2 separate regions of the Homo sapiens genome follow, and region 1 is linked to region 2. The links are chromatin loops, found by intact Hi-C in ENCODE. Cell type or tissue: A673. All regions are shown on one strand. Links, peaks and the distances in the headings refer to the core of each region. The heading gives the core; the rest is flanking DNA. Region 1 has its middle 24 kb from the start of MAP3K7. Region 2 overlaps LOC107986623 (a long non-coding RNA gene).

Region 1 (16,925 bases), core at 4,698-12,697, 330 kb after region 2:
AGCTAGCCTCTAACGCTTAGCCCATTTACCAGAAATAGTATTAACAAGGAATGCATTCCTGTTTCAAGGTTTGTCTAGAAGAAGCTTTGCCTCAAACAGGCTTTGGTCCCTCAAAGTCCAATGTTCTCAAAGGCATCTGCCCCAACAGGAATGTCAGCCAGCGAGGATAGCAGCTTGAGAAATGACAGTTTCATGGCCCTGGTTTGGTGTAACCAGGAAGAGAAGAGGGAGGCTTAGTAATACCAGAAAGTGGGGGGGGGGAAAGAAAGTACAAGTGTACAGCTTGTGATTAAAAAGGGGAGATCAAGAATTCTAATGACCCAAATATCTTGGAAGGTAAAATCTGGGGGAAGCAAACACTCATCTCAAGCTCATTTCAATGATCCATCTCATTTGCTTTTCCTATAGTGAGGTCTCAGCTATAATATAACAATATCCCCTTTAATTTATGTCATAGAAAAAAAAGCATTCATTTGATGTCTCTTGGCATTTAATCAGTAATACCAAAATAGAAAGTATGTAAGAGTGGATTATTAGAGACACCAATATTTTAAAAGCAATACACTGATTCGGAGTAAAGTTTCCCACAGTGATATTATCTCAAATAACTCAGCATTTGATTGGTTTTACCAAGACTATTTCTGGTTTTCCTGGATAATCAGTGCTTATCTAAAACTATTTGGAATGAAGTAAATGCAGTTCTGGGCAGTGAGGTCCCAGTCATGGTTTTCACTCAATCAGCTCCTGCAGAGGAGTCCTTCTGTCCCTCAGACAGTTCCTTCTGTTGCTGCCCCTACACCCTGCTGTCCTTAAACAAAGATATATAATCATTTCAGAGATGTTGAAAGACTCCCAAAATGCCTCCCCATGAAATTCAATACTGACAAATGCCTACTTTTATGGCTTTTCCTGTACCTCAAAGGATTTGTTCCAGACAGCCCTTATTAAAATACAGGTATGTTACTGGAAGTCCTAACACTTTGTCATCCACTATGATAGTAAAACCAACCTTGCAATTTCATAAGCTCTTTGTTAGGACATTAAAAAAATAGGATTCGTTTTCATTCATCCAAACATATATTGTCAACCAACCACAGCTAGACTAATTGCTGGGAATCTCAAGATAAATTTTATAAAATGTCTCTACCCACAAGTGGTTTACTGTCTGTTAAGGAAGATAGAGTACTACATACAAATCATTTAATTGCATGTAATAAATGAGTCTTAATAAGGAATTGTCTGATTAAAAAAAATTCACTTTGGCCAGTTAAATAAAGGAGATAGTAGCATAAAGAGTTAAGAGTATCTAATAAGAAATTGCAGTCTCAAGAGGAACTCAAACAGGAATTGATAAGCCAACAGGAACCAAAATGGTATCCTACTCATTCTCTCTTTCTTAGGCCCCCAAATATCTCTCATATATGTTTTTTCTTGCAATCTGCTTCATTTTCCTACTCTTTTCCACAGATCAGCTCTCTTGGCTTGCACGTGTGACTATGAGACCTTTAAGACCATGAGACCTTATTCATCCAACACCCATAGCCAACAAATTTACTTGCTCTGTATCTCCATATCAATTCCTTAGAAAGAGAATCTGGCTTAATGTACACCAGGTCTAAGGACACATTCTCTTAAAAGAAAGTGTGGTGATGAGAAGTAGACACTTGTCCTCTCCAGGACAGTAAGATAATTTCAAGGTGAGCTTTGAAGGAAAGGTAGGCATCTTTCAGAGAAACAAAGGGAAAAAGGCAGTCTATGACATGTTCAAAGGTATGGATGGAGCAAAGCAGCCCACAAATAGCCCATAAAGACCCATGTATAAAGATGCATGGCCAAGAGGCAATTTATGAAGCTGGGAAGATAGCCAGGGACCAGATGAGGAAGCACTTTTTATGCTGTGCTAAGGAGTATGATTTTTACCCTACAGCTGATGAAGGCAGGGTGTCAAAATATTTAAGCAGAGGAGAGACAAAAGCAGACCTGTGTTTTAGAAAGAAAACTCTAACAGCAGGGTGACGGATGGACAGGACACACCACTCAAGAAGCTATTTCAGTAATTCAGACAAAAGGTGGTGCAGACTCAAAATAAGACCATGGCAAAGAGGAATAGGGAAGAGGAAGGTTTCAAAAATATTAAGAAAGTGGAATCTAAATGGAATAGGGTCAGTTCAGAAAAGCAAAGATTCATAAGCTTTGATATGGAGAAGAGAAGAAAGTTTAAACCAAACCCAAGGCAGGTGGTAAGGGGTGTACCAGAAATGGGAAAAAAGAACACACTGAAAGAAATGATGGGCATATGAGAAACATTGTACCTTCTTTCTAACCTTTTTATGGGCTAGTCTATTCCATGGTCTCTGAGTATGTTAACCCAAACAAATAAAGGAAGACCCCAACTTTCCAGGGTGTGAGCATAAGAGGCTGAAAAATAATTGGTAATTAAGCCTTAAAATCAAAGGCATACTCCATTTATCCTGTTATCTTATTACAATGTGTTTCAATTCAACCTATCACACAAAAGGACAAGAATTCACTTCTAGTGAAGCCTTAACTTGTGAATGCTGGGCCTTGTTTTATTATGTATTTCATTAGAAGTTTTTGTGATGTTGTTTTCCTTTCAATTCCATGAAGAAAAAGTAAAAAATGAGGAATGTGAACTTCTCAGATGATCCTGTGACTTTGAAGCCACGTATCTAAATATATGATCTCTTGCTTTTGCATTTAGAAGCCCTGGGGAGCTACATTATCTGACTGATTATGAATGCATATATTTTCATAAGAATATGCAATCTTAACCAGCTCAGCACAGGACACTGAAGTGACTAAGTATCAAATTAAAGATTATTCTTTTTTGTGTAGAATTTGCTCCAGCAAGAAATTGAACAAGGGGATTTGAAATCCAAAAACAGTGGGACCACCTCCCGAGACAGTATTCATTATTAGTGGGTCCCTGTTTCTTATCTCCCTGTACACCCAATTCTCCCATTGCTTTAAATTATTATCATTATTTGCTAAATGCCTTCGGTATGCTCAGTACCCTGTCAAGCACAGAAAAAAGGTGCCATACCTGCCCAGGGGCTTTCTACCTAAATTACACAGATATAATTTAAGTTTGAAAATGAGTTGTAGTTGTCAGTTACAGTCTTTGCAATAAGCTTAGAAGCAATATGACAAAACTAAAAGAATATAGATTCACATATTGAATCTTTCCCCCCTCCTTGGATCTTCTTTCTATCCCACAGCCCAGTTTACTAACCCAGACAACAGCATCGCAGAAATATGCCACAGGTCAATAGTGAGAGGTCATTGATAGCTCAGAGAAAATCATTAGCACTTAGAAACAATCCTGTGTATGTGCCCCATTTCTTACCTGCCCCCACAGAGAGAGGGGAGCCTGTATTCAAAAGCAGCAGCAAGTGAGGAAAGCTGAGTGAAAGGTGAAGTTTCCACAACTGCCTCCCTCTTCCCTGACCCTACACCACCCAGTCCAAGGCTCTATATTGCTGGCAACACTCACATCCCTGTCCAGATCTTCCCCATCTTCAGAGGCCTTGTTCACCCCAGACCTCTCCTCCAACTCCTGTGACAAATGTCTAGAGAAGTAAGGTCTGAAACTTCAGTACCTCTGATTTCAGTCCTTTACATACCTTGAGAAACACATCTCATCAATATATATTGTATTAGTGTTTACATGCAAGTTCAAGTGTATAAAAGAAAGAGAAAATGGGGGTACTCTTTCACGTATATTTCTTCCCTTCACTCCCATTATTTCTAACAAAAACAATCCTTTTTAAAAATCAAAAATGCTGTGTTTTCCTCAGGGTCAGATTGGTGATACAGCAAAGGCAGTGAATCTGGACTCTATTCCACAAGATGGAGAAAACCCCAGACAAAAACCACAGGAGGCAGATGTGGAAAAGGAAAGCAGGACGACCATCCCTTGAGCCAGTGAAGCAAAGAACAGTAGGGGGCTTGGTGCAAGGGATGGGATATAAGGAAATGGCCTGAGACTTCAGAGAATAGCTGCAGGTTTACTTATACTAGAAAGTTCTTCCACACCCCCAACCCTACTGTTATTGCAGCCGCCACTAAACCGACCTCACCCCAAACCCTAGACCCTGCCAGTAGTTTGCCTGCCAGTGGTGTCTCCACCACCTATGGTTTGTCGTTAGGGCATTCCTTGTTTCCTCTGCCTAACAGGAAGGAGAAGAGGAATAATCAGTCCTTCCAGGATGCATAAAGGGGAACCATGCAGTACACTCAGGGGTTCAATCACTGAAAGTCATTTCCTGGCACAACATCATTCCACAGTGACACAAGTTCCACTGCCTTTGAGGGCTAAGCCAAGAACCTCCACATACACATTTTTCTATGGGAGGATGTTTGAGTTACCTAAATTTGAACACGTTTCTCCTTTGAAATATAAGTTCCTTGAAGGCAAAGCTCATGTCTGACCATGAATATAGTGAACAGTGTATATGAATACTTTTCTAAAAAATAAGTACTTACATACCCACTGCATTACTACCTGCTGGCTTTACCCTCTACCTTATTCACAGAGCCAGCTCCTCAGTCATTTCAATCCAGCCAAGTACCACCAGCTACACCCACTTCTACAATGCACAAGGCCAACTCTGCCACCTGCTCTGGCCATCTCTTTTGCTTCCTATCTGGATCATTCCACCATGCATTTCCTCCCCGATACATGCTTAACACACATTCATTATTGATTTAAGGGTTATTTACTGAATGCCTATTATGTACAATACATTGTGCCAAGTACAGGGTATTGTTAAGTTCAGAGTTTTTTGAGTTTTAACATTCCATTCATGTCTGCTCTAACCTAATAATTTCTAAAATGTCAAACAGGTTTTAGTCCACTGACACAATATGAATCTAACTTCTTATTCCTCATACTCCTGGCATTTGTCTGGAGGGTCTTGAATGTATGCATAGTTCATTTCTCACTGATCCTTTATAGTCTTGTTGTTTGGACCACCAAAACCTTAGTCTATTTTCATTCAGGTAAATAAAATAGCGTTCAATAGACAGCACGATGAAACTGTGTTTTGCAGACTGCATAAAAGCAATTTCAAAAGTAGTTATGTTCTTATGGGGCTTAAGATTTGCTACCCCAAAATATGGAACCTTGGCATATGTTGAGCTGAAGGAATAATTTAAGCTAAAATAATTTGAGAAAATGGCAAAAGCAGAAAGGTCTCCCTGATCTGTTCCCATCCTTCTCCCCTGAAGCAGATCATAAACCTGGGAAGGATTTTCTGACCTGCCCTCAAAGGAGGTCATAAGAGCCTCAAGTGAGAAGCGTCCTCCTTATACTCGGAGAAAAGAACATCTTTATCTCTGTAGAAAGAGAGAAATCAGAATCAAAAGTCCTTGCTAAATTTCCCTGAGTTTATCATATTTAGCTCAAACCCTATGTGTCCTATCATATTTCTCCGCAGATGTCCACTCTTCACCAAACCTACCAGAAAAAAACAGTCAGGTTTCACTGTTCTTCAGGTCTTCATTTCCTTATGATATGACATTTTCCCATGTCATATAAAACTTATATTTAATATATTTGTACGTTTATCTCTTGTTAATCTGTCTTTTGTTATATGGGCTTCAGCCATGAACCTAGGATGAGTAGAAGAAAATATATTTTTCCCCAAAATATGTACACCTATTCCGTATCAGGGAAAAAAAAAAGATAAAAAGAAAATCTTCACCCCTACAGAGCAGAGATGATGCTCAGGAGACAAAGAAAGCAGAAGGAAATATATATATATATATATATAATATATATACATATATATATACATATATATATATATATACAAATGTAAAACAAAATTGTAATTAAAATTGAAATAGCAAAAATCCTGAGAGTAAAAATTACTGCTACACCATGTTTACTTGAAAATACAGATTTTCAGGGCAAAACAATGAGGCAAAAGTGAGTTTGTGCTTGACAAAAAGATTCACAGTATCACTTTGCAATATGAATAAAGCATGGTTCAATCAGTAAAAACAGAATATACATATACATACCTCTTTTCTGGTATGCATGAATATCGCAAATCTGTAGTATTTGTACAATAATTACTCGATATAAGCTTGTTCAATAATGGATCATCATTTATCAATTTTTAGCTCCCATTCTGTCTTCTAAACCTTGCCAAATAGCTATAAAAATAAGAATAATCAGGTGGGAAGTATATTTTAAGAACGGGTCAAATGATTTAAGATTGGATCAGTCCTCCCCTTTCTCTTCACTGCCCAGACAAAGGCTAATACATGATTGTCAGATCTGGAATCCATAAATGTCATAAGCACAAAGCTAAATAATCCACATCATTGGGGGGAGGGGTGCAGAGGTAAAGAGGAGAGAAACAGAGAGATCACGTTTAAAGAAAACATATTATTATCATACTTTGTAAATGTTGGTTAAATAAATGTTTTAATCTTATTGTAATATATTTTTCCTAGTTTCCGTGCTGCCTAAATTTTTCCTATCTAAATTACTACCTGGATTTGCCAGTAAATTTCCTTTTTTTTTCTACATTTTCTATAGATCTTTTAATCTTATCTGTCTCCAGGTTCTCTCATCCCTGCCTCTCTCCAAACCCTTCTTTCATTAGTCTATATAATATAATCTATTTTCCTCTCAATAATTTTATTTTTTCTTTTTTAATCTTAAATCTGGTTTGTACACAATCAGGTATATAGACAACAGTAGTGACTAATACAGGATGCTAAAAAATAGGTATAAAAATAGCAACATCATTTTATTTTTAATTTTTTAATCAGGTTTTTTCCTCGGGGAGGAGTCTACCTTACTTTTTATTGTCATAATCACCTTTATTCCGTTAAAGGCATAAATGTGAATCAACATTTCCAACAAGAGCTCAAATCCTAAACTAGAAGTCCAGAGAATTCACGGTATGTAAAAACTTGTGGGTGCCTTCACTTTTTAATGGGAGTAGATTTGGGTCTGGATGAAGTCACCGATGTTTCTCAGAAGAAACAAATGTCAGCGCGACCTATTAAAGTCAACCCTGAGCTAGGCAGCAACAATGAGCTAGGGATTAGCATTGACAGCTCCCTTAATGTGATTCTTTTGGACAGGGATTAATTTAATGTGTTGCTGTCAAATGAAACAAAAAACGAGATGGATTTACTAATGACTCTATTCTATACCACACACTTTTCCACTCCTGATCTATGTCAGAATGAATCTGACAGCGAGAGAAAATAATTTTTTAAATGAAAAGGAAGAGACATTGCCTTCTTGACAAACTTTCAAGAAAGGAGTTTTCACTGGGCTCCCAAGAGGAAGGATGAGCGTGGGGTGCGCGCCCACGTGGAGGGAAGCACTGGGAACCGCTGCTCCAACGAACGCGCACAGCACCAGGCCCGGACCCGGTGTCAGGTCCCAGCTTTGGCACAAACTGGCAAGACAGCCTTAACTTCTGCAGGCCTCAGTTGCCTCCGATGTGAATGTTAACGGGTCTGTTACGCGGCTTCTAAATTTCCCCTTAGCTCTAAATTGCTCACCTCTAGAAGAGGGAGCCCCCAAACCCACCAGGAGCTCTAGTCTTGTTTCAAAGACAACTCGGCTGTGAGGCTGTGACAGAGAGGGGGCGAACCACAGAGCGAAGGGTTGATCTTTAGCAAAACGGTTTGCCAAGTCAAATGCTAAAGCCTCCTTAAAATAATTTGGATTCTTCTTTGTTCTCCCTAACAAAGAAACTTTAATTCGCAGTTCTCTGAGAAGAAAGACAATGCAGACAAGCCATTTTCAGGTGAAAGGTGTCTCGTCAATTGATAATCATTGAATAATCACTGAGGACTGGCAGGAGCTATTCTTCGAATGGGGTGCTCATAATATGCAACTGCATCGATTTACAATATAGACTGGGCAAGATTCGTCCTTGTGATTGTTTTGATTTGCCCCCTGAGGTACAAACGTTGCTAGTCTTGTGTATTTGTGTATATTCCTGTAAGTTACCCTGAGGTTTGTAATAGCCCAGGCCCCCTCGTGTCTGAGTCTGGTCTCACCGACAGGGATGCCCCCTAGCAGCGTCTGAGCCCAGGCAGACACGTTGTCCCCGCCCGGCGCCTAAGCCCTGGGACGTGTGGTTGACTGGGCTTCAACCCGGTGCAGCCCCCGCCTGCAACCCTCGGGGCGCGCCGGTGTGGCTGGAGAGGAAAGAGGTGTGGGCCGGGACGGGGACGCCCCGCGATGGCGAGGCTGGGAGACCTGCCCGTGGCGCAGGAAGAGCTTGAGCGAGACGGGGAGCGGAGGGATGGGGGATGCTTCTCCCCTCGCCACAGCCTAGACGCCTCCCGGCCCTCGCTCCCCTGCCCAAACTGCGGCTGGGGAAGGGACGCCAAGAGAGGCTTCCCGGTCGCGCCCCTGAAAAGCGCCGTTGCTTGGGGAGGAAATGGCTCCCCGCCCGGCCGCCTCCTCCGCGCGCGCCTGGCGCCGGCTCCTTCCCGGCCCCCGGCCGCGCTCTGCCCGCCCCGCGCGTCCTCTCCCCCGGCGGCCAGCGTGGTCTGGCCGGAGCCCCGATCTGGGGTGAGGAGCGGTGAGAATCCTGGCTCTGGCACTTAGCTCGGTGACCTTGAGCAGTCACCTAACCTCTCAAGGTCGCTGCTTTCCCACCCGTAAAGCGAGACTGAAGCCGCCGTCTCTGCGGGCTCCCGAGAGGATGAAAGGAAGGATGGAGACCCAGCCTCAAGCTCCCAGTGCCCGGCCCCGTCTCCGTCCGACTCGTTTCTTCCTCTTCTCTATTTTCTGCCTACTCTTCTCTAGTGTTTCCTGTCGTTTTTGATTCTGTGTTTTTCCTCTTGGTTTTGTCTCCCCAGTCTCTCGCAGAATCCATTTCCTTTCAATTCTCCTTTTTCTCCCGTGTTCGTTATTGTGACCAAATTCATCAAAGATTGGTTTCCACTCCATAGACCCAGGCCTCCCCAAGAAACCGCCCCCACCCCCATAATCTCCAGCGCCCCCTCGCCGGGCTATCCCAAATAAACAGACAGTCAAGAAAGAACTCGGCTTACTACACAAACACGGTCTTAAGACACACGTCCCCTTCGCACCATTTCCAACCATGAAATTTCTGCTACGTGGGACCTCTGAGACCACGGCTTCCCTGAGGACAGGAGCCACCGTGGCTTCTTTGTCACCATGTCCCCAACACCAGGCCCAGAAATCCATGCGAGGGCTGGAGGAACGTCGGCCCGCGACCGACGAGCCGAGTGGGGAGCTGAGACTGGAGCCCAGACTTCCAAATACTCCTCTTGGTCCTTGGTACAGAGAAAAACGAAATCGTATATGATGTTCCATAGTCAAATATGAACATATTATTTAAAAGCACAATGTTGACTTGTGTTTTTTTAAAAACCATGTTCCGTAACTTTTACCTGTAGAAATGAGGTTTGGATCAAGTTCTTAATTATGAAAGTTGGTTAAGAGAGAAAATTAAAACACCACCAAGTTGAATTGCCTAAAGATGAGCTGCATTTATACTCATTTATTGAAACATTTTAAAGATACTTAAAAATACACGTTATTTCTTTACAACCAAAAACCACACTGTATACACTATCATAGTATATATAACACAAAGATTATAAAATGTCGTAAACTATAACCAAAGTATGTACACGAACTTTTTTAAAAGAAGAAAAAAGCTAAGGAAAAAAAAACTCTTGTAAAGAAGGCTAAGAAGATAATTTTTAGTTGCTTGCAAGTTACTTCAAACCTAAAAGTAACAGGTTTCCTTTGAAATTATTTCTCATTTTTATTAGAATCTAATTGAAGATCACCTGTAAAAGGTGGGGGGAGGAAGACAAGTGGGGAAATAGCAGTTCTAGGTAAAGATTTTGGAAAAAGTAAAAGAACCACAGTACCACCTTGTGGGGAAGAGAGATTTTTTTCTCCTTCAATATTATGGTGGTTTTATTTCCCTATACTACAGTCACACACACACACACACACACACACACACACACACAAATTAAAATAAAAACAAAGACATTTGGGGCTCAAAGCAAAAATTTAGTTGTGATAATATGCTTTCTCTAATATTTTTAACACACTGGCATGTTCATATTAAAACTTTTAAGATTATACTAGAAAGTTAAACATAACAATATGTGATATTAAGAAATTTTACTCTTAATGCTGCAAATAATCCCATAAATCAAACGTCAAATGTTAGGCATGAAATAGTAAATATAAAACCGTTAGCACATTCTAACAGAATAATAATTGTTTTAAAATTAGCTTTGATTTCAGTATTAAATACAATTTATGCATTTTAAAAATATATTTTTTTTCAATTGCTTGGACTTGGAAAAAACATTTTTAGATAAATACAAAGCAATTTTTATATATTAAAGTTGTTTGTCTCATTATATCTAAGAAGGGTGGAGCAGCCAGACATTTATAGAACTCAACAATTGTTACCTTAACAAAACCGTTCTAGCCACTTTCAGGATATAAAGAGGGCACAGATCATAAAGCTTGAATTTTAAAAAGTAAAATTGTAAGACTCCAGAGCCAAGAAATGCAAAACAAAAACTGCTCCTCATCTATTGTACATCTGGAAATATCTTAAATGACATGAATGTTTCCTGCTCTAAACGTGTTTTCCGTGAGGCAAGAGGGAATTCAGGGGTTACCTGTAGGCATTCTTTATTCTTTGTGCTTTAGAATCACAGGGCTGGTATATCCCTCTGACCTTCAGGAAGGACTAAATCAAAAGCATCCCAGGAAGAGACCAGTGTATTTCAAACTGTGTTCAGCAGAGCCCTAGGGGCTGTCAAAAGATTATGAGGGGAGGGAAACACCGAGAGAGGCCCCTCACTCGCAGCTTCCACCAAGCAAGTCTGCTTTCATCGTTTTCACATTTAGGAATTCTGCCTACAATTCAATGTAAACAACAGGCTCTGTGGCTTTAAAAATCCAACTAATTTTGTATAAGTCTAATAAATAAATGTCGTAAGAAATGTCCTGATGCTTCCTGCAAGTTTATTAACAAATGCACTTCAGGAGCAGCCCACCATGCTTCCACATACTACATTCTTTTCTTCTTTAAAAAGATTCATTCACTACAAAATGTACATAGGTTGGAAAACGTTTTTCAATTAAAATGGAAGTACATTAAACTAAAAATCTCCTTCTCATAACCCCAACCCTTTCACTCCCCAGGAGTAACACAGTTAACGTTCTGATTTGTATCTTCCTAGACAGTTTCCCTGTGTGCACAGGCACAGGCCTGTATGGGTGCATACACATGCCCACCCACAACAGTGTTTGATTGTTTGTTTGTTGGTTTGTTTCAAGAAAACAGGATTATATACCTGTGTTTTTTCTTCTCAATAACATAACAACATCTTTCTGTGTCAGTAGCTACAGAACCACCTCATTCCTTGCAATGACTCCATGGTATTCAAGGTATGGATGTGTATAACTTATTTAATCTCATCCTTCCTGTTGAATATTTGGATTTTTCCTCTACTTAAAAAAATATTTCCTACACTTTTCACCTGGCCAACATCTATACATACAAGTTTCAGGTTTTTTAAATGTTTCTTCCTCAGAGTAAACCACACCATCAACTTATAAGAAGTAACAACTGCAAATTTTTAAAACATAATTTCTCAATACAATATACTTTTCCTGAAAGAACATTTTAAATACAACAGAATAGGATTTTTGTAAGCATAGTTTCGTATTAATTTCTTTACTGGGAAACAAATAAACCTACATCTTTTTAAGATTTTTTTTCCAGTACCACACAAATGAGATTTATGCTTTTTTGGAGAGCTACTTGGCTGCATCCATCGATATTTAAAATATTCATGTCTTTCAACCTAACATCAAGGTAGCTTTTCTATAGGAATATTCACACAAGTTCATTAATTCATTGAACACATTTATTGAATCGATCCAAGTGCTAGTCATTTTGCTAATTTCTCATGGAAGAGTGTTTAAAATAAAAAAATACTCAGGGGGATTATAGTATAGTGAGAGAAATCTATACTGGATAATCACATGGTACATATGCCATTATAAATTATGAAAAATAGTAATAGGAAAAGTAAATTATAATAAGTGATTTTAACAGTGGGTTTTCTTCCCAAAGAGCTACAAAATGTTACACCGTCTTCTCTCTCATTATACTTCACCTTTTAAGCCCAATCTTTTACGATATATTTCTAAAGCATCCCACATACATTTTTCTTTTTTTTTAATATACCTCAACACACGGACAAACCACTTAAGACTAATGAAACTTCAAGATTGACAAGTCACTGCTTTCAGCTCATTTTAGTCTTTGTCCCAAATTTATTATTAAAATATTATTAAGATACTTAGGCATTTGTATTTTACCAGCCCTTTCACTTTTCTATTGTGGATTCATTTTTCAAATAATGAGAAGTAAGGAGAAAATATAATAGAATATTCAAATATATAAATAAATATAGTTGTTTGGATAAAGCCAAGAACATGAGTGCAGCTAACTTTTTGACTGGCAATCAACACCAACCTACTACAATTTCAAAATCATTGCCGATAAGATGCTTTATAAGAGTCCAAATTTAGTACACAGAAGGTAGTTCAGGCATGCCAATCTCAAAGTCTGTACAGACTTTAATACATGAAAAGATATGTATGAAAGCTAAAAGCTAACATAAAGTGTTTTTTATTGTAGTGGAGGAATAAGAGCTAGAAAAAAGGTGTGGCAATGGTTTAGTTTTCAAGGATGTCAGTTGTGATAGTAGTAGGAGACACCAAGACTAAGCTGAGCTGTGAACCCACAGAAAATTTCGACAAGTCTGAGCATATTTAGAGGACAAGTTAGATTTGGCTACCAGGCTGGGCGCGGTGGCTCACACCTGTAATCCCAGCACTTTGGGAAGCCGAGGTGGGCGGATCACGAGGTCAGGAGATGGAGAACATCCCGGCTAGCACGGTGAAATCCCGTCTCTATTAAAAATACAAAAAAAAAATTAGCTGGGCATGGTGGTGGGCGCCTGTAGTCCCAGCTACTCGGGAGGCTGAGGCGGGAGAGTGGCGTGAACCCGGGAGGCGGAGCTTGCAGTGAGCCGAGATTGCGCCACTGCACTCCAGCCTGGAGGACGAGCAAGACTGCGTCTCAAAAAAAAAAAAAAAAACCAAAAAAAAAGATTTGGCTACCAAAGGTCTATTTGTAAAAGGTGCTCCTGGAAAATAACTCATCTTTAGGTTAACAGAGACTTTTATAGTACAGGTTTGACCCAACAAAGGATAATGAGCCAGTCTCATTAGAGGAATGATTTTGGCTGTGTTAGCAAGCTATGGAGACTTCCTGAAAGCACTGGTAAAAATTTAAGAGGCCAGAATAACTTGAGGGTAGATGGAGGATGGGGAGGTGACAATCAGAGAAGTACTGTTTTGTTTTTGTTAGTGTGAAACTGTGACCCTATGACCTCATTTTTATCCTGTATCTGGTGCGACCTAAGGAAATGTGAGTTAGATAACATAACAGTAGGCCCAACTGGAGAAAGTCATTATGAAGCTGACACTGGCTTTGTTGTGCTAAGTTCTTTCTTTCAAGCTTTGGCTGAGTTTGAATTTTGGAAGCAGAGTTCTTTCTATCTGAATCATGAGAAGAATAGATCACTATCAAAGAAAGATTATTTGAGAACTCATTAATGACTCCAGTTGGTATAAAACAATGTCTTGAAACTATAATAGAATAAACTCCCACTCTCCTTCCCCCTCCTCCCCCCCCCCAAAAAAAAACACACAACAGCCCTGGTCTCCAGCATTTGGGGTAGGGATTGACAGGGAAGGGGTATGAGGGAACTTTCTGGGATGATGGATAATGTTTTATAATATAATAGGCTTTCATTTATAAAGGTATATTCATTTGTTGAGACTCAGTGAATGTATACTAAAGATATGTGCATTTATTGTATGTAAAATTTTTCGCAGAAGAAAAATATGTTTAAAATACTGAATTCTTGTTAATGTTATCAGTGCTGAACTATTTAGGGGAAAATGTACCAATGACTGCAATCTACTTTCACTAGTAAATACATCAAAAATTAAGATGTAGTAATGGGTGGATAAAGGGCTAAATAGATGGATGGAGATGCATAAAACAAGCAGAGTAAAATTTTAATGATAGACTCTAGGTGACAGACATTTGGGTATTCACTGTAAACTTACTTCAAGTTTGATGTATGTTTGAAATGTTTAATAATAAAATATCGGGGGGAAAATTAATTCCTTGAATCCAAGAAGGTTTGAAGTCTAAAAGGGACAAGAGTAGACTAAGAATCTGTTTACACGCCATCTAAAACAACAAAGAACCAGAATAATGGGAATAGGCAAGATCAGAATGTCAGCTCTTCTAATTTTCCCTGCCTCTGACTCCCCTAGATCCCCACAATTGGTTATACTGGTTTCCCACCTTGAGGTCAGTTTTTTCCCGGTTATCCAGTCATTCTCAGTGTTAGGTAGTCAGTATGTAAGCAGATACAGCTGTTCATTACACAGCTACCCCTCACTTAACACACAAACATCACACTCGAAACAAGCTTAGAAGCAGACACTTGCCCATTTCTCAGTCTCATCACTGGCTTCCATGTTGATGCCTGAGCCTCTTCCACCCACAGTCAGGCTTGGGGTTCAGTGCCCTAGGGATGATAAGTAGAATTCTGGAATTATCCTGTCCCTTTCAATCCCAGCTCTGGGAAGCTCTAGTTGTAAGGGTGGAGTTTCTGTTTTGGTTCCTGTTATCTCATCATGTCCCTGTGGTCACTTTCCCACTTTGGAGCCTGAGACCCAGCCTATCACGTAAATAGATGATGACTGCTATACCAGAATGACCCCTAGGATAAAGAAGAGAGCTGGGAAGAGTCCTAGACTTGGAAGCATGAGACTCAAATAAGGGTTGAGAGAGTTGAGGCTACCACTAAAGAGCTTGAGGTCAAGCCACATAATTATTTAACAAATATATTTCAGTTTCTGCATTGTACTAGGCACTATGCCAGGCACTGACCAATTGGTGGCAAACAAAACAGATATAGCCTCTGACCTCACAGAGCTGACAATGGTGGCAGAGTTAGTAAACACCAAAATATATATGCATATAAATAGATATACATGAATATATAACAATTTATTATAAATACTATGAAAAAAACAGAGTTCTCTGAGATTATATTAAGGCAACTCACTTTAGATGGGTTGGGTAAAGAAGAGCTCTCCAAAGAAATGCCATTTAAGCTGGGACCATGTGAAGTGAAGTACAGGGTAGAGAGGGGAAGAGAGTCAAGACTGGCTGAAGAAAATATGAAAGTGTCTGAGACAGATTAACGTTAGAGGAAAGGGAAGAAATCTGGTGTGACTGGTGTAAACTGGTGTAAACCAGGGAAGGTATAAGTCCTTGGATAAGGTTTCGGACAAGTGAGTATGAACCAGATTTTATCACGCAGGCCTAAAAAGTATGTTAAGGCCTTTGGGTTTTTATTTAAGCACAGTGGGAAATAATTTAAGAGTTTTGGGCAGAGAAATGAAGTCTTCCTGAGTGCCACGTGACCCAGAAATAGCTCCAGTTCTAGGTACCAAAGCTTCTGAAATAATACAACAAGAATGTCAGCTTCAAGAAGTCAAGGGATTTTTATTTGTGTCACTCATTACTCTTTCCCTAACGTCTGAAATAGCAGGAGCTCAGTAAACAGTACATTTTCTTTACAATCATAGATTCAGGTCATACTCAGTTTAATGGCTCTGCATTTAACTATGAATTCAACACCACAGGGCACTTCTTTTGGCTCCACAGCAAAGAAAACCCTAACTCTGCCACACATAGGACAAGGGCCAATTTCATATTTTGATCACAAAACTCCTGTGGAGGGAAGGAGAACAATGGATTCATATAGATTTACATAGTAAGTATTGGGAAAAAAGTGAGAGAAAAACACAATCTGCGAAAGGATGGTGGGAGAGCGTTGGTGGAGCAGTTGGAAATTAATGGTTCAAGTAAGAGTGGAGAGGTGGATCTCCAGGCACTACTGGATCCAGATGCTCAGACTTTGTCAGTAGGTTTCCATTTCTCTCCATATATCCTCCAATTCCTTTTACAGGTTTTGTTTTCAAAGCAAGCTCTTCCCATATTGTCATAAGGATAGCTGCTATTAGCACCAGGCATACAGACTATCAGCCTAGGAACCCTGGAAGAAAGAGAATGCCTCTTTCCTACAGTTGTAGCCAAAGTTTACTGGTTCTGATTGGTCTGACTTGGTTTACATATCTACCCCTGAACCAATCACCAAAGACATGTTGCAAGAGAGGTACTACTCTCATCATTCACAGATGGTGTTCCCACCACTGAAGAGAGGAGCAGTCAACCTCACCTAAAACCCAAGTACTAGGAGAGGTCATTCTCCGAGGGAAAACCGAGATGTTAATGCCAAAACAAACATCAACGACAGACTTAGAAAGCACCATTTCTATGTGCAAAGAATGTTAATGGCAAAGAATGACTAATAAACCATTGTTTTCTTCAAATAAAACGCATATATTAATCCAAAGCTTTAAATAATGTACTGTATTGTACATAAGGTTTCTGCTATGTTTTCTTAAGGTCTGGCTAGTTGCAAATTTCAGGTGAACACTATAGTCAATGAATGCACAGGAATACAGTGACCATGAGAAAACCATAGTTCTTAGTTTATAAATGTTTACACTGACATATGACTATAAAAAATAACCATTTTTAAGATTTTTATGTATTTCTAAGGAAGTATTAACTTAATATTTTTAATAAGCTGAAAAAATTGCTGCAATGAATAAAGCTAAATATGGCACTTATTTCAAACTTCTGCATAGTATTAAGAATTATTTGTGCTTCAGACCACTT
Region 2 (16,925 bases), core at 3,449-11,448:
TTTTAGTCTTGCCATTCAGCAGGTGCCAAGTTCTTGTCCTGCTACCAGGAAGAATGAAGTATGCAGACAAGTAGGGGGTGAGCAAGATGAAGAAGAGCTTTATTGAACAGTAGAACAGCTCAGAAGAGACCCGCAGTGGGCAGCTCCTCTCTGTAGCCAGGGAGTCCCGACAAGTGTTCAGCTCCCAGCAGAGAGGGTAGTTGCTCTCTACAGCTGGTTGTCCCGTAGTCTCCTCAGCTCTCCTTCCTCTGAGTCTGGCTGAGTCCAGGGTTTTATGGGCCTCAGAGGGAAGGAAATGCACAGATTTGTCCGTGGGCAGCCATGGGCTGGCCAGGAAAAGGCACCACAAGTTCCCACTTCGGTCTGTAGGACTGGCACCCCAGCGTCCAGCCTTCAGGCCCTCTCTGGCATGAAGGTGGGGCCTCACCAGGGACCCACTCCCTTTGCCCAGAAGCCTGTCTGCCTCCTGCCACTGTCCATGGTGCCCAGGCTGCTCACGCCAAGGGGAACCTGCAGGCCAGCAGGTAGCCACACTTACACTGCCCTTGGGTTCCTCCCATACTCATCCATGCCCAAAACCTGGAGGGGCCAAGGCAGCATGGCGTTGGTGTGTCAGCAGTGCACCAAGTCTGTGCACACCCAGCCAGGCTGTGGCAGTGACTGGGCTCAGCCCCAACCCCACTCTGAGATTGGACAGGGCACCAGGATTAGGGAGAGGCCAGGCGGCGGGAGAAGACACTCCCCAGCCTGCATGGGAAAGGGGGGCCTTCCCAGGCACTCATGGGTGCAGACTGCAGAGACGCCCGGGTCCTGTGCCTGGGAAGGCAGAACTCCCATCAGCTCAGTGGAGCATGCGGGCAGCCCTGGCTACACCTCCTCCAGCCTGGGGCAGGAGCTCCAGGTTCTCTCTTAGGCCCTCTCTGCCCGCCCCTCCATGCCCTACCTTGCTGCTCCCGCGCTAATAGGCGGCTCCGCCTGGCCTCATTGCGGCGGCTTCCGGGGGCGGTGGGCTCCTAGGGGATGGCTCTCGCTTGTCCCCGGCTCCCGCTGGCTCCATGGAGCGCAGCACCACCCTGGGCCCAGCTCTGCCTCCTCGCTGCACCCTCCCCGCAGCAGCAGCCGGGGAGAGCAGCAACATGGGGCCAGGGTCCGAAGCAGCAGAGGGTCCAGGCCTGGGAGCAAATCCCGCCCCACCGTGCGAGGGTAGGGGCGGCTCAGTCAGCTGCATCGGGGATGTGGGGCACAGGGGACCAACCACTGCCATTGCTGCTCCTGCAGCCACCCCTGCTGCCACTGCCCACGCCTTCCCGGCTGCAGCCAGCGTGATGGCAGTGACGGCTCCAGATGGCCGGCAACTGCCATCAACACCAGAATGAGAGAGTGAATGAAAGCCCCTTCTGGTAGTTGGTCAGGATTTTTGCTGGCCTACAGGTAAAGTGCCTAACAAAAATCCCAAGCTAATTCCAGCCTGTCATAGATGGCTATCCCACAACAGGACAAAAGACCACTTTCAGGGTATACAGTATATTTCATCAAAATGTGCTCAATACCCATTAGAATAGTGTGGGTCATAAATAGTCATAGCTATTAGATAATGTATCATTGAAATTACATTGAAATTAATAATGATATTATAATATCATGTATATATTGAAACATGCCAAGGAAAGCAAACACATTTACCTATTTATATATATATATGTGCATATATATGTATATATACATGTATGTACATTTATATGTATGTATATTAAATTCAGTATAATTTGAAAGCTTTGAAAAGTACTTGAGGTGGCAAAGCAGAAGGATAGTAAATTAGTTTTTATTGACATTGGTAGATTTAGGCTACAGCTTGTTTTTTCATTCATTAGCCTAAAGAGAAAAATTACAAAATTATGCATAGTGTTTTATCTACAAAACAAATTTATAACTAAGTCGTCTAATGTTAAAACTGACGTTAAATGTCTTACATAAGTCCTCACAGGGCTAAAAACTTGATCTAGACTGAGAAAACATGTAGACATGAAGATAAAAGCAAGAATAGTACATTCGGTTTCATGTTGGAAAATATATCTACCTTAGAGCCCATGTTTCAATATCAGCTATGTAAACAAGTCTTTAAATCAATTTTATTCTGAATTCATTGTTGTATTCTGACCACCTTTAACAGACCTTCAGGAGATGTGCAATCTACTGGAAATGTGCACCAAAAGAACTTTGGTGGCAAAAAAAAAAAAAAAAAAAAAAAAAAAAAGCATGCTCCTCAAGTTCTCTCCTGTTGCTTTGGAGCAGACAGATGGACGTCTATCTTAGTGAAAAGCTTTAAGAGCGATTCCTATGAGACGCAAAAGCTGAGCATAGGGTTGAGAGCGGAGCCCCAGACACTGACCAATTCTAGCCCCCTACAGAGGACTTGTAGGACCTTGAACAAGCTACTTAACCTTTCGAAATCTACAATCTCCTTATCCTTAAGGTAAGGACAATAGTGCCTGCCTTTCGGGGCCATGAGGAGAAAATGAGATAGCACCTGTTAATCTCTCAGTGTCATTGTGGGCTGGCCTATGGAAAGCATGCAGGTGCTGGGTTTTCCTACCTGCTATAATTTTCATCATTCTTTAATTATTATTATATGCATCTCCCTTGCAAAAATGAACACATGTAGGTTGGGTAATCTTTGACATTTTTAAGTTAATTCTTACTGCGTTTGTCCTTTTCCCAGTCAGAGTTGTGTCCTGTGTTTTAGGGCTGAAAGCAAAAGTTGACTAAAACATCCCTGGGCCACCCCCTGGCTTTGGTTTCAAATGCTTAAATTCATAAAGGACTTTCTCAAAGACTTTTCAAGGTCAGGTAGAAAGTGGAGAATAGCAGGGCCTGTGTCTTTCTCCACAGTGTGTCCCAGGAACATCTCAGGACCACAGAAAGCAATTGCTTTGTGGTGCCCCAAGTGAAGCTGGTTTGGAGTTCTCAGGCTCAGCAAATATTTCTGAAACCAACCTGGCCTGGAACAAGAAGAACCACCATTTTTTGAGAACCATAATGACATCAGTGTGACCACTGTGACCTGAAAACAAGAGGGCGGTCTGTGAACATACTACTGCATATATTAGGTTGGTGCAAAAGTAATTGCTGTTTTTGCCATTGCTTTAATGGCAAAAACTGCAGCTACTTTTGCACCAACATAATAAAATTCCGGGCTTTTGTATCAATCTTCCCAGGAAGGGAGACATAGTAACGAAGGAGACTAAATTCCCTGCCACCCTGGTGTGGTGGGCACTCAGGATAACAGAAAAATAATACAGAAAAATACAGAATAATACAGAAAGATAATATGACATTTCTTGCACAACTGCATGTGTTAGTATACATATGCTCATATATGTACACGTGCACACACATTTATACATAAGGAGAAACATCCTGATTTTGGTAATTCTGGCAGATGATGGAATTCTTACTTTACAGACTGAAGTGAAAAGATGACAACAATAGCAGTATCTATTCTGTGCAATATCCATACAAACCAGAATTAAACTGATCTAACCTCCAAAAAATTTTCACCATTCACATTACTGCATTTAAAAATATCATATCTCAGAGGGCTCAGTAAGTTGATTGCTTATTGACTTTCCGGTGGGTCCATATAGTGTAATGAGTCTTTATATCTCTGTTTTTATATTGCTTATTGGATTTTTAAGATTAAACAAAGCCTATGAGAAAAATTATAGTGTTGGAAATTAGAAGAGGTGGTCAAGTGAGTACATTATTATCCTATCAAAAATACATTTAAATTTTCCAGAATAAATATTAAAACACTAGAAAGGTTACTTTTTAAAAGCTTCTTTTATAGAATTTGAAGAATAAAGCTTCTTTTAACAAGCAGTTCTTTATAAATTGACTATCTTTTTACAATGTTAGTTACCATAATACAAATTTCTATCGCCATGTAAAAGACTAACGGCCTTCTCCAGATTAGGTAATAAAGTCAGTTCCCAACTTGAATGAATTTGTGCCATTATATAAGAATTATAATGAGACTTTCCTCCTGGAATTTAGAAATAGCAGAAAAATTTCATGTTTGACTATAAAACAGTATAATCAGAATATTATTATAGAGGCAAAACTGATGACGACACCCCTCTATTTAAAATACTTTTAAGTGACTCCATAGGTCAGTGGCTAGAGCAATGGTCTTGTGAAACACTTCTAAGGTTTCCCATTATTCTTAGACTAGAGACCAACATTTTCAATATGGACTGTAAGTACTGCACTGGCCTCACCAGCCCAATCACATGCCACTCTTCCTCTTGGTTTCTGTCTCCACAGGCTTTGTTTCCTTAGCCAAAAACACTTATCTCCTGCCCATCTGGCTCCTCACTGGGCTAACTCTGTCCTATTCTTTCTCCTATTGTGTGTATTCTAAAGTATGCTACACTGGTCAGGCACAGTGGTTCACACTGTAATCCCAGCATTTTGGGAGGCTGAGGTGGGAAGATTGTTTGAGCCCAGGAGTTTGAGACCAGCCTGGGCAACAAAGTGAGACCCCATCTCTACAAAAACTGAAAAAGTTAAAAATAAAATAAAGTATGCTACATATCACCACAACATTCATTCTTCACATAATCAGTCATTCAGTGTTTGGCTTCCCCTAAGTGGTTCACTTATTCACTGCTGTATTGAGCCCTAGATTGAGCAGCAACAACTCAGAATCCTATTTGCTGAAGGAGTGACTGATGTCCCCGTGACACCTGATCCCAGCTTTCACTCCAGCCCTCTCCTCCACCACATAGAGACATTATGAAAGCATCCCCTTCTTGCAGTGAGTGAACAGAATCTCACTCCTCACCATAATAATTGCTCATGTGTTAGGGACCCATTCCTATGTTATTCTCAAATACTACATTTGCTTTGGGAAGAGTTGTTGTTGTTGTTGTTTTTAATTTCACCAAGCCAGCTTAAACTAAAAAATAATAATAAACTAAAATAAACCTCTACTAAGATTTAAATCTTCTTCTACTCTCTGCGTGTTTTTCTTGATAAAAATCATCCTTGAGAAACAATAGTGCTGAAGGGTAGAAAAGCCTCACAAAGAAGACACAGAACAGAGCACAAAGAAGATGATTAAAATCTGTATGGTCCCTAGACATAAAACCTTTTTTTTGAACCAAATCACCTTTATAGAAATTTTTGAATCAGGGAATGTACATTTGCCAGAACAAACAGCTCAGAACATGAATGAACTACATAAATCAGAATATAATCAGTTTTCACTCTGCCTGTTTATTGCTTCTGATGAAATTCTCTTACCAAGTCCTACTGAATTTGCCATTATCTGCTGTACCTGGGAAAAAAAATGATCCCAAAATACCCTAAATAATATTTGAAATGTATTTTAAATCTGGGGTCTATTTGGTTAGTGAGCTATATTACATTTTAAATACGATGCTAGACTATTACGTATTTATTTTCATAGTTTTCTTTACTGATTTGGCACAGTTTAGTTCAAATTGTACTCATAAAACCTAAGACAGACAAATGTTCAGGTCACATTTATTCTGGTCTTTTAAACTGCTCTGTTGTAACTACACAATGAAGCTAAAAGAGACATGGCTTTAGTAGCTGTGAGGATTTCTATTCATTCATGCCAAGTTCCACATTATATTTATCTCCTTGCTATCACTCAAGTACAGGCTCAATTCATTAAAAAATGGTCTTTGTGCTACCCCTATGAATCCATTCTTCTGGCTATATAAAATTAACTCCAAGTTCCCTTTGCATTTGTCTCAAAGTTTTTTGTTTCTTTGCATTCTTTAGTTGTATTTCTTCTATTGCTGAATGAATGGGAAAGAATTTAATTTGTAAATTCTGAGTCTCAGGTCCTCCGGGAGCCTATCTCTGCCTTAGGTTCCTTAGACCAAGGAATTAAAATGTTCCATAAGGTAGATGTTTCTGGACTGTATAAAGGGACCTTTTTTCTCTTAGCCTTAAATTACTGGACTATGAGAGTCAAGTTAATTTTCCTTCAGCTTTTTCTGCTGGGAGTGAAACATTTCAAATTTAAAACCATTTTTCTTTTTGTAAGCCTCAAGTGAATTATAGTTCTATGTGTTCGAGTATGTAAGTCAAAGAAAAGTAAAGTGACAATTGATTGTGTCATCTAGCCAAAAGATAGCAGAGATTTACTCACTCTGGTTGAGATTCAGGGTTAGGTCATGTAATACGATGACCCAACCTATCATAAGAACCAGGACAACTGCCAGTTTCATAAATCAGGACAACCGTGCCTGAGGGAGCGGTACCTACCAGAGTGATATCGCTGCCCCAGCCCCGTCTGGTACAGCTATCTTGCTGAGACAGCACACAGGATCGCCAGTGAAAGGCCTTCCCCATTTCCAATTACTCATTCATGTCAGTAAAGGAGTATGCCACTGTGGGGAAAAGCTACTTTTTTTTAATGGGGTATAATTACATTAAAATATGTGTTAAATTGCTCAAAATGAACTCATTCCTTCCCCCACATACCTATTCCATGTTTGGAGGACCCAGGTCCAGGGTGGCAAGGGGTTTAATCTGGCATTTCCTTTCATGAGCAAGTTATCCTGCAGCAGAGTGGCTCTGTGAGTAGCTATGAGAGAACCATAGTAGAGTGGCTATGTGATTGCCATCATCCAGCCTAAAACCATCAGGAAAATCTGCAGACTCAGAGTCAGGAAACAGAGGACCCAAAAAAAGGGAGTTCTAGGAACTCTTATGTCCTTCTGTGTTTTGAGCTCAAAAGAATTCACTCCCAGGAAGAGTGAGAAAGGCAGCCACCACTTTAGTAAACTCATTCTCCTTCTACTGCTGATTTGTAAACAAGCAGGAAATCATCCATGAAGAGGCTTCTGAGAGAACTGTTCTCAGGCTGTTTGACTTAGGATGAGGAAATGTACTTATAGGGAGGTTTTTCTGAACAAAAATTGCATTCATTTGTATATTTCTGATATCTCAACAGGCAGCCTAAAGTCTCATAAGCACTTCTGAGGTGAGTAGTTTTAGGAATCCAAAAGGATGAATGAGAGAAGTGAGAAACAGGAAGTGGGCATCAGGAGCCTAGGCCTGCCATTAAAGCCTCAATAGATTTATAAATTGCCTAACATATAAGTAGGATGAAAAAAGGAGCTAGAGTTATTTTTGGTTTCTTCTTCCATTTGTGTTATTTCCATGATCAATTACGTATGTTTCATGGATAGAGTTTCATTAATCATACACCGTATTTATTAAAAGCTGAGCAAATATGAAGCCTGAGTGTCGACCTTGGCTAAGATGAGGAAGACTTCTTCAAATTGCAACACAACATCACCATCTAGTGTCCAAAACCTGAAACTTAATTCAGTATCACTGACCTATAAAATCACGTACAGCAGCCTCAGGAAGAAACCATATTCAACAGATAAGGAAACTGAAACCCAAAGAGCTAAAATGATTTGCTCGTGTTCATAGAGCTGCAACTAGCCCAATCCTGGTTGCCCAAACTCAATTCAGTGTGACAAGGGAACATAACAGCTATTAAGCATTCAGATATTCTCAAGACAAAAGAGAAGATTCTCTTTTATAGCAGTCTTCACCTTTAAACAGATCTACCCTCAAGTTAGTGTATTAGAAGATAGCTACAACGGTATCAAATGTGGACAACTAGTTAGGAGGAACTTAATATAGATATAATTAATATAGATATAATTAAACAAACATCCAAGTTTATTTAAACAGAATAAAACAATAAGAACAGACAAAACTATAACAGCATTAGGTAAAGTATTTCCCAAAGGGCTTTAGTTAATAGCCTGTAAGATTCAGTACATCAATATCAAAGGAAATATATACCTTACTCATTTAATATTTTGCTTGGAAGTCAAAAGAAATGTTTTGAGTGTTTGTTTATCATTACCAGCTGTTCTGTCTAAACCCTCAAGAGATAGATTATAAGAGGAACTGAAAACAAGGACTATGGTGAGTCTCCTAATATTAATTGATGACTCTCTTAATATTCTATTATACAGATAAATTCTTCTAAACATCACATTTTAGCCTCTTCTAAGGTTTGTACACATCTATATCATTTATGAACCCATATCTAGCAGGATGTTTCTGTATCACAGACCTCAGGTTACTGTGGACTAGATTGGAGAAAGTGGGAAAGTACTTGGATGCAGTTTACTTTTCCATCTCATTCACAGATCCAGCATCAAGCAGATTAAATGTCAGTCTCTGTCCCTGCTTGCCCCAAAGGCAGGTTTTGTTCTGAGGTCTTCAGCCTCCTTCCTCCCAGCTGCTCCTGGGTTATCAGCAGCTAGTGTTCAGTACATACGGTGGAGACAGCTAATCATGCTAAAAATGCTTATGGCAATCTTCTGCCTTATGCTTGTTGGCTGACCTGTTATCTTTGTGCTTCTTCATGCCTTAGCTGACCAGTTGTGACAAAACCCCCTGCCAACTTGCTTAGCTGGAGTCCTGTCAGGGCCTCCACTGCCCTTCCCGCCCCAATTCCACTCTTGCCTGAGGGTTACAAGTTTTTAATCAAAGCCTTAATGCCAGGATTCTTAAGAAGGGGCAGGGAGCTTATCAGAATCACCTGGGGAGATTTTCCTAATTATAGCCCCCCACACACCTCATCTTTTCCTTACAGAGGGAGTGTTCCGTAACCCTCAGGTACATTGAGGAGGGAAAAAAGAAGTTGAAACCCATTGGCTTCAAGCAATGAGAGTAGTGAGGTTAATCTTCTTTTGATTCAGATGGAAAATATCTCAAAAGAGGGAAATGAAACCTTGTCTCCTAAGGATGAAACTATAATAAAACCTTAATTAATTTGGACCCCATTAATTCAAAACGTGTGATAATTAGAAAAATGGTTAGGTTAAAGTTTACCTTTCCTCTAGCTAGGGGAAAAGTGGCTGAAGATTACTTCCCTGTACCTAGGAAAAGTGAATTTGCTAAGCAAATTAATATTTCCAAAGAGAAAAATGTTTAACTGATTGAGCAAGTAAGTAGTTTTCAGGCAATTTAGGTACATTCAGCAGACAAACAAATGCTATTGTAATTATAAATGATCCCTTTCTAGTAATAGAATAGGCTTGCCCAAGGTTCTTTCCTAGGCAGCATTCTAGAAATAAAGTTATCCATTGGAAGTAATGAAATTAAATTTATTTTTGGACTCTACACAATTCTGACTGATGTTTTCTTCATTTAGAACAAACTTCCATGGTTTTACTGAATCCTACCTACTGATAAACTCAGAAAGCAACCCAAGTATCCCTGGCGCCTTGTTTCAGCCATCAAATGTGTGCAAGTAGTATATGTTCAAGTTCTTATTTCAGCAAAGAGAAATAGTCAACGCTTGGGAAGGAGTAGGAAATCAGGGGCAGGGGGTGAGGGGAGGAAGGCTTCACAATATATACATATAATTGGTTGAAAAATAAACATATGTGTTATCTGGAGTTTCTTTTTCCGTTCCATAGGTTATAAAATGGTCTTACTTGGGGTGAGAGGGGAATCAGAAGCTGTGTGATCAAAACGTCTTGAAAAACAGAAATGATGGTTTAGACAAAGTCAAGTGGGTTGCTTTATGCAGGACTTCTAAGAGCCTTTCCTAAGCAAGTGGGCAATGTCTATTTCTGAGAGAGTGGTGTGATATTTCCCAAAGTTATCTTCAAAGGGAATCCTGTCTTCACTGAGCATCCTGGGAACATTATTCCCAATACTACAAGGCCACTCTGGGAAACACTAAACCAGTTGTGTAGCAATTTATAAATAGCCTCAGAATTCCAATAGTTAACTAAAGATTTTCAGTTTACTATTTCTGTTGCCTAATTACTTTAACGCAGTTAACAGAAATAATAACAGAAAGTTATACCCCATATTATTATATTTATCCACCCTATTCCATTTGAGTTTCTTACAATTGCTGGCTGTACCCTGAGGCTCTATGAACTGAAGTTCCTGTGGTTTGATTTAAAATATTTTAATTAAGTGAAGCTTTCTGCCCCCAGGCTTTCTAAAGCAATTTTCAAAACCTCAGAAACAAACAAATAAACATCATACCAATGGTGTTACCACTGAAAAACCACAACCATTTCTAGGCAGGCATTTCTTGCTTTGTTGTACTAAGCATAGAAGTATTTTATTCCAAATGACAACAATAAATCATAAAGTTAGGCAAAGCAGTACCAAAGTTATATGCCTTAGGCATCATGGGAAATACAAAGCTCACCACAAAAAAACCTTCTGAAGCTGAAGAAGTCATTTTATATAGCGTGTATTGTGACTATCTAATTTAGGACTAGGGTTATCAAAGTTTTTCTGATGAAGATTTTTTTTCTGATTTCCCATAAAAGTGTTATGTTTTCATTTTAGGAATATACATGTGCATTTTCTTTTGGTTTCTGGAGGGAATCAACAAGGGTTTCAGGACATACATAGTAATGTTTCTCAACTGTAGTCCCAGTACCAGAAACTTTAGCATTCAGGGAAACAGAAATGCAAATTCTCAGACCCCCAAGTCAGACCTACTGAAAGGGAAATTTTGGAGATGGAGCCCAACAGTTGGTGTTAACAAGTTCCTCCAGGTGATTCTGATGTTCACTAACGATTGAGAACCACCCAGTTAGAGCAGAAGCTTTGATATCATAAAGACTTGGATTTGAAGTCACTTAATGGTTCTAATCCTTAGTTTTCTTGCCTATAAAATGACTTTGAAAAACAGTAACATCACCTGCCTCAAAGGGTTGCTTTCAAGAAGGGAAAAACGAGATAGACTCTACAATGCCTGGCAGCAGCCAGCTTGAAGACAGAACAATTAAGTCATTTATCAGCCCACTATTTAGGGTAGAAGGGAAGCCTTCATTTAGGGAGAAAACTAAGCTTTCGTCTTTTTCCTGCAAATATCATTCTCGAACAGCCAGCTCAGGGACCCCTGGTATGCTGTGAATCCTTTCAGTTATGCTCCCAAATTTTGTTCAGTGTATGAAATTGGTCCTTGCTACTCAAGTGCATATACTTTTATTACCACGGATGTCAGAAAGAATTTTTTGCTGAGTGGGTCTTGTGATTTAGTAAGAGCAAAACTACAGCTTGCTGTGAGTAAGGTAAAAGACAGTGCACCTTTGCCCAAGAACGATTTCATATTGACTGGCCAGGCAAGAACTTGGCCTCTGGAGCACTGCGGGAGTGTTCTCAGGGCAGTGAAGAGGGGACAGTGACAGGTGGGAGTGGGGGTCCAAGAGGCCAGCGTCAGGATGAGCACTCACAAGGGCCAGGGGCAGTGACCTCTCCATCTCACCCCTCTGAAGGGGTCCACTCTTCTTCCTCATTTTATAGATGCAGAATCTGATGACGAGAGTCATTAAGTAAGGGGCCTAGTGTCACTGAGCCAGTACCCAGAGCTCCATCTGTCTACCCTTCACGGCAGGCCCGTCTAGCTCCCAATCCCTGGGGTGCTATTATGAACACGGTGCCATTATAGTCACACCATAGCGGTGATTGGGTTGAAATTATTGCTGAATTGCTTAGTTTTGTTTTGAGCTTTTGAATTCCTTCAAGTACACCACTAAAATTTCTAATATCCCAAAGTGTGCCAAGAACACAGAAAGGATGATAAGCAGTGGGCTAGGTTTTAATGGTAAGTTTCTACTCAGTTATTCTGCCCCGGTGCCTTGCCTTTGGAAACCACATTGCAAAGCTTCAGCCTCCTTTGATCCTGACTCCCACTAAAATGAGTTTCTCTAAAGCGGGTTTAAAACTCATATTTGTATTCTACCTTGAATGCTTACAGTGACCCATAGTCTCATTTCCCATCTTCCCCTTTGGAATTCACCCTGTGGCTTCTGTTTCCTGCTTCCCCAGTCTGAATTCTTAATTGGCCTTATCTCCCCCTCATCACCTCTGGCCCTGCTGGTAACCAGTCCCTAGAGAAGAGCTGGCAATTGTAACAGAACAGGGAGTGCTTTCCTCTCATTTGCTGGAATGATCCGGGGACTGGGTTCTGCACGCCAGAAATCAATTGAACCCATACAGCTTAGCACTTTGGCAGCTTTTCGACCCCCACCTGCTTTTCCAATATCATCTTATCCGTTCCCTTCTGATCCAATCCATTACATGAAACTGAAGTATACTTCATTTATTAGCTGCTCTTTTAAAATTCTGTTAAGACAGGGAACGGAAAAAGGCAGAAAGAAAAATGCTCGAAAATGGAAATTTTGGTCATTTTGGGAAAGGGGTGTTGAAGTCTCCGTACTTGAGGGGTTTCATTATATACTTCAAAGTAAAATTAACGCTATTGCTGAGTTTTATTCATTCCTTTCAAAATACATATCCATGCTGGCAGCATCCCACCTCTCACTCTTAGTAAACTCGCATTTAAGACTGATTGATCCTCTTATCTTTCACTAAGACTTCTTGGCCTTTGAAGAGCATTTCCTGTGTCATTAAGATTTTGATTTCCAGTTCTTGAAATCGACAACAAACACCACTTTCCTAGTTTTATGGGACAGTTGGGCCCTTGTCATTAGCACACACTTCAGGTTTCTGAACTGACATTTTGTTCAAGAGTATAACAGAAGAGCTAATTATGCTGCATCTCTGCTGTAGAGCTTTTGGCCTTGTAGAGGTATTCAGAACTTCGCAACTTGGGTTGGGTGGTTCTCAGGCCAAGGAAATCCCTATAGTTCGATGACACAATTAGAACGGCCAAGGCCTCCAGGATGTTTATCAAAATTACCCTCAGAATTTATCTCCAGAAACAATAAAAATAGAGATAAAGACAAGGTGAAGTGGGTGGGGTTTTTTTTTCCAAGTATTTCCTCATCAACTTAAATAAAAAGTAGAAGACAGCAAATTATATTCGCAGCTGAGGTGTTTTTTCTCTATTGCACATAGTTATCTGGTTTCAAAAACCAGTCACAGCACACACAATGTCAATTGCTGGAACTTTGGGGAAACAGAATGAGAGCACCTTGTTTTAGGAAATTATCTGTCTTAATTTTGAATCCACCTTAGTCGTCATCACTGGGGATTTGGAGAATGCTAAGCCCCTCTGATTTCTGACCCAGAAGGCATACAGGGGTTTTTTATGCTGAGGTTAATGTCACAACCTACGTGTTGAAAAGCATTTCCGACACTTCTTCTACAAAGTTAATCAGAAAATCCTAGTTCCTCTAGCGAAGCGTTAGCTGAAGGCCTCAAACGTGGCGATTAGGCACCAGCTGCATTTCTCATGTGCCCTCCTGCTGAACTTCCACCCATGTCTTAAAAAGAAGCCTCCAGCATCTTAATCCTAACTTCATGTCACTATTTGAAAGGTTACTATAGTCTAGACTTTCTTCATAATCTTCCAAAACAGAGTGAGTATTTTTACCCAAGCTGGAGATAGGAAGAGAAGAACAAAGCTCTTTTCTCTGTCCATGGCTCAGGCTAATCAAAGTTTCAATCACCTTCCAGCAACTTCCTGAACGGAAACCAGCCAGGTCTCTCATTTCTTTATCTATCGTGGCCTCGAGATAGCACAAACCAAAGTGCCATGGATTGTTTTCCTTATGATTTACGGAATCTTTCTGCTTCCTCTCATATTCACAGTATCCTCTCTTTAACTGAACAGCAGCCCCTACAATTGGGCGGCAGCATTCCTAAAGATTTAAAAAGTCTACAGCCCGAAAAACAAAGCCAATAGACATTTTTCATGTTAAATTCATGAGCTAAAAGAAACGTACAATGTTCCTCATGATATAATCTTTTTCCTCTTAGAGCTTCTATTCCTAATAGAATTTTTTTTTCAATTGTGATTATTATTTTTGTTTTCAGTAAATGTTACCTCGTCCCATCAGGGAAAGGTGAAACCCAAGACTTTCAGATGTGAATTTATTGTTGCTTCACTTTTCATTATGTGTTTAAATTGATATCTGGTAGATATATTTATAGTCTTGACTATTTCTGTTAAGACAGCAGCAGTATAACTGGCTTAAAACAGAAAAAGTAGAAAATGGTAATCTGTGATTAAACTCACATTCCGTAGCCTTCCAGCCAGCCACAGGCTAAGAGAAAAGGTGGTTTTCAGTTGTAGAGAAAAGAGTCAAGGGACACGGGGCAGGCAGGCTATGGTGGGGGCACTTTGAGGTATTTTAAAGCTGTGTCGGAATGTAATGATAAGCTCTCTCACAGAAGCAGCAAAGATCTGTGAACAATCCCTTTCTCCGAACTGCTTCAATTTATATCCACAATTGGTCATTTACGCTACATGTAGATGTGGTAATTTCCTTGACCATTTTAAAAAGTGAAATCTGCTAAGGATTTTTAAGAATTATTTTGAAAACTTATTACAACACCGGGGCTCATTCAGGGGCACCAGCCCCAGGCTTCTATTTCCATAGTTTCTCTTCACTAACCAAGGAGAGTACAATTGGTGTTCACCTATCAGCTAAAGTGACACATTTTGGTTGGATCCCTGTGAATTTATACCTATTTAATTAGGATTCATATACAATATGCTCTCTCTTCTTAATATCTTCTTTTCTAGCTTTTGATCAAAAAAATGAGAAAAAAGACAAAGCATCTACATTTTTGGCATATTAAAAATATTTGTTCTCATTGACAGTTCTTTCCATGGCAAATGGCATTATTTTGAAAGAAAGCTTGATTTCTTTACCTTATATTTGCTGGGCTTTACAGAATAGGATCCTGTTACCATTGAGGAAATGTTTTGGGACAATAGTTTTTCATGAGCTCCAGGAAAAAGTTATATAAAATTGTCAATCTCAAAATTTACATGAGTATTTTACATTAACATTTTTTCCCATAAGATTTCTCTGTTCTTTCTTCATTGTTAAGCAATTGTCTGTCTTGCAAAAAAGTATTAGCCAGATTTTCATAGTTAGTATTCAGACATTCTGATGCAAAACAGTACAGTTAGTACTATTTCATATGAAACCATTTGGATTTGTATCTGGTAAGATTATTTTTACTCATTTTTTTAGTCCCTTGTTCACAGTACCCATTTAAAGTCATTTATGGATTAATTAATTGACAAATGAATGCGTGCATGCCTTATGGTCCATCAAAATTTTTTTTAGCTTTTTATAGTATATGAACTTTCTGTGCTGTTGCTGTTTCTTTACAAAAAGGCCTTCTCATACTCAGAGGTCTATATACTTAAAGAACTTTTAATAATGTCATCAAAGAAAATGGACACTTTGAATTCAAATTCTAGCTCATTCATTTACCAGCTGTGTGATTTTTGAAGTTAAAAAAAAAGGAATAATAATACCTACATGGTAAGGTTGTTCTCAGAGCCAGAAATAATGTGTTTTAAATGCCTGTCACACAGCAGGCATTCTATATATTGATGTTGGCATTTTTTTAGCACTAGAAAAAAAGTCTTAAGAAACCCTGAGCACCTGCCACACTCACCAACTCCTTCTGAATAAAGCATCCATAAACACTTCCTTAGGCATGATCCTTGGTTTCTGAGACCCCACTGTTTTTCCTAGATGCCTAAATCAAGGGTTAGTATCTGAATCTAAAGCAGTCTGACATGCATTGGCCATCAGCCTGTGGCATCACCTTGTGCGAGAAGAAATTCACACAATAACAAGACTGCAATAAATAAGGACAACCGATCAATCCTATCCTCTCTTCTCTCAGGGAGTTTGAATGTAAGTCACCCACAGATCAGATGTGGAGCAGAGCTGATGTGAAATGGTTTGTGGAGAAAAAGCGGCATGCAGAAGCTCTCAAAGAGCCAAAACAAGAGGGGGAGTTAGGAATAGCATAGAAGCAGATTCAGTAGAAGAGGCTGAAAGAAGGTGACTTGAGAATGAGGAAGTGATGGACAAACCCACTCCAAGGTGCTGCCTCCTAGAGTGGCTACTGCTGTCCCAGAGCATGTCAGATCTCCTAGCTGTTCAGCTGTGAGCAGCCAGTTGCCTGTGCCTCATTATTTCCCATTATATCTATCCCTTGTAATAATTCACCCCCCACAGGTCTTGCCTCTGTTCCTTGTGACCAACCTGTGTATTACCCACATGGTAATAGGGAGCAGAAGGTAGAAGCCAGAGCAGGAGTGAGGGGTGCTGACCGATGGTGGGGGACATCTCACTTTGTCAGCTTTTTATTCTTTCCCCTCTTGCTTCCATCTTTCACCTGCACCACTCAATCCACCACAGTGTTGAAAAGGAGCACAAAGGTCACTTATGCTAACTGGTCATGGGGACATTTGTAATTCAACATTCAACATTAATCCCCCTTCCTAACTATACCCTAAATTTTCTTCTTTGAAAACTTTCCCCTCCTCCTTTAAGAAGGATGGTGAATCCAACTGCCCTGATCCCCCTCCCATGATGCTAAAAAGGTCTCTATAAAATTCTTCAACTATCTTATGCCTCTTCTCTTCCTTATTCCGCTAAGGAGTGAGCACAAGTTTTAAGGTCAGCTAACAGATTCTTTCTCCAGAGATTTTAACCCTTAAGCGGAGAGACCGAGGTCAGAGGAGCAATTGACACTCTTATTTTCCCATCACTTTGCCCTTCATACTCTCTATCTGGCCACACCCTCTCCTTATTGCTCCTTAAACACATTTTGCAGCTCCTTTTCCTTCTTTCTGCCAAACTCTCCCCACAGGGTTTCTAGTACCTTCCTCAGTATTCTGTTCTGTTACTATATTTCCTTTCAGAACTCTTCTTAGCACTTATCACTTCTTGGAGTATTACATACTTATTTATTTATTAGTTTTGTGTCTATTTACTCACTAAAATATAAGAGCACAAGACCAGGACTCTTGTTCATTCCTTGTAGTATCCCCCTGCCCAGATCTTATGAGTACCCAATAAACATTTATTAAATAAAGTAGGAATTTGTTCTTTCCATTGATGGTGTCTTGCCTGTATTGTGGAGTGGTTTTGCCAACT

Evidence for each region. Hi-C counts contacts between places; a loop is a spot of excess contacts. Peaks named below come from ENCODE experiments on the same cell type or tissue, not always from the same donor. Only the 100,000 strongest peaks of a DNase experiment are listed, where the experiment ranks them.
Region 1: a loop joins it to region 2, with 14 times the contacts of the local background. A loop is called at or near these places in 2 of 110 quality-filtered maps.

The regions. Positions count from the first base shown.
Region 1 is chr6:90,602,676-90,619,600 of GRCh38, reverse strand. No RefSeq gene overlaps it. Among named protein-coding and RNA genes, the nearest start is that of MAP3K7, 24 kb to the right of the region's middle. RefSeq lists enhancers at 6,813-7,761, 8,719-9,219, 9,220-9,720 and a silencer at 8,462-8,531. In A673, for the core only: CTCF peaks have their summits at 9,681 and 9,883 (motif pointing left); DNase peaks (open chromatin) are centred at 8,220, 8,720 and 9,930; H3K4me3 peaks cover 2,057 bases.
Region 2 is chr6:90,931,464-90,948,388 of GRCh38, reverse strand. The region is part of intron 3 of LOC107986623 (a long non-coding RNA gene); the gene reads right to left. Among named protein-coding and RNA genes, the nearest start is that of MAP3K7, 350 kb to the right of the region's middle. In A673, for the core only: a CTCF peak has its summit at 7,360 (motif pointing left); a DNase peak (open chromatin) is centred at 7,338.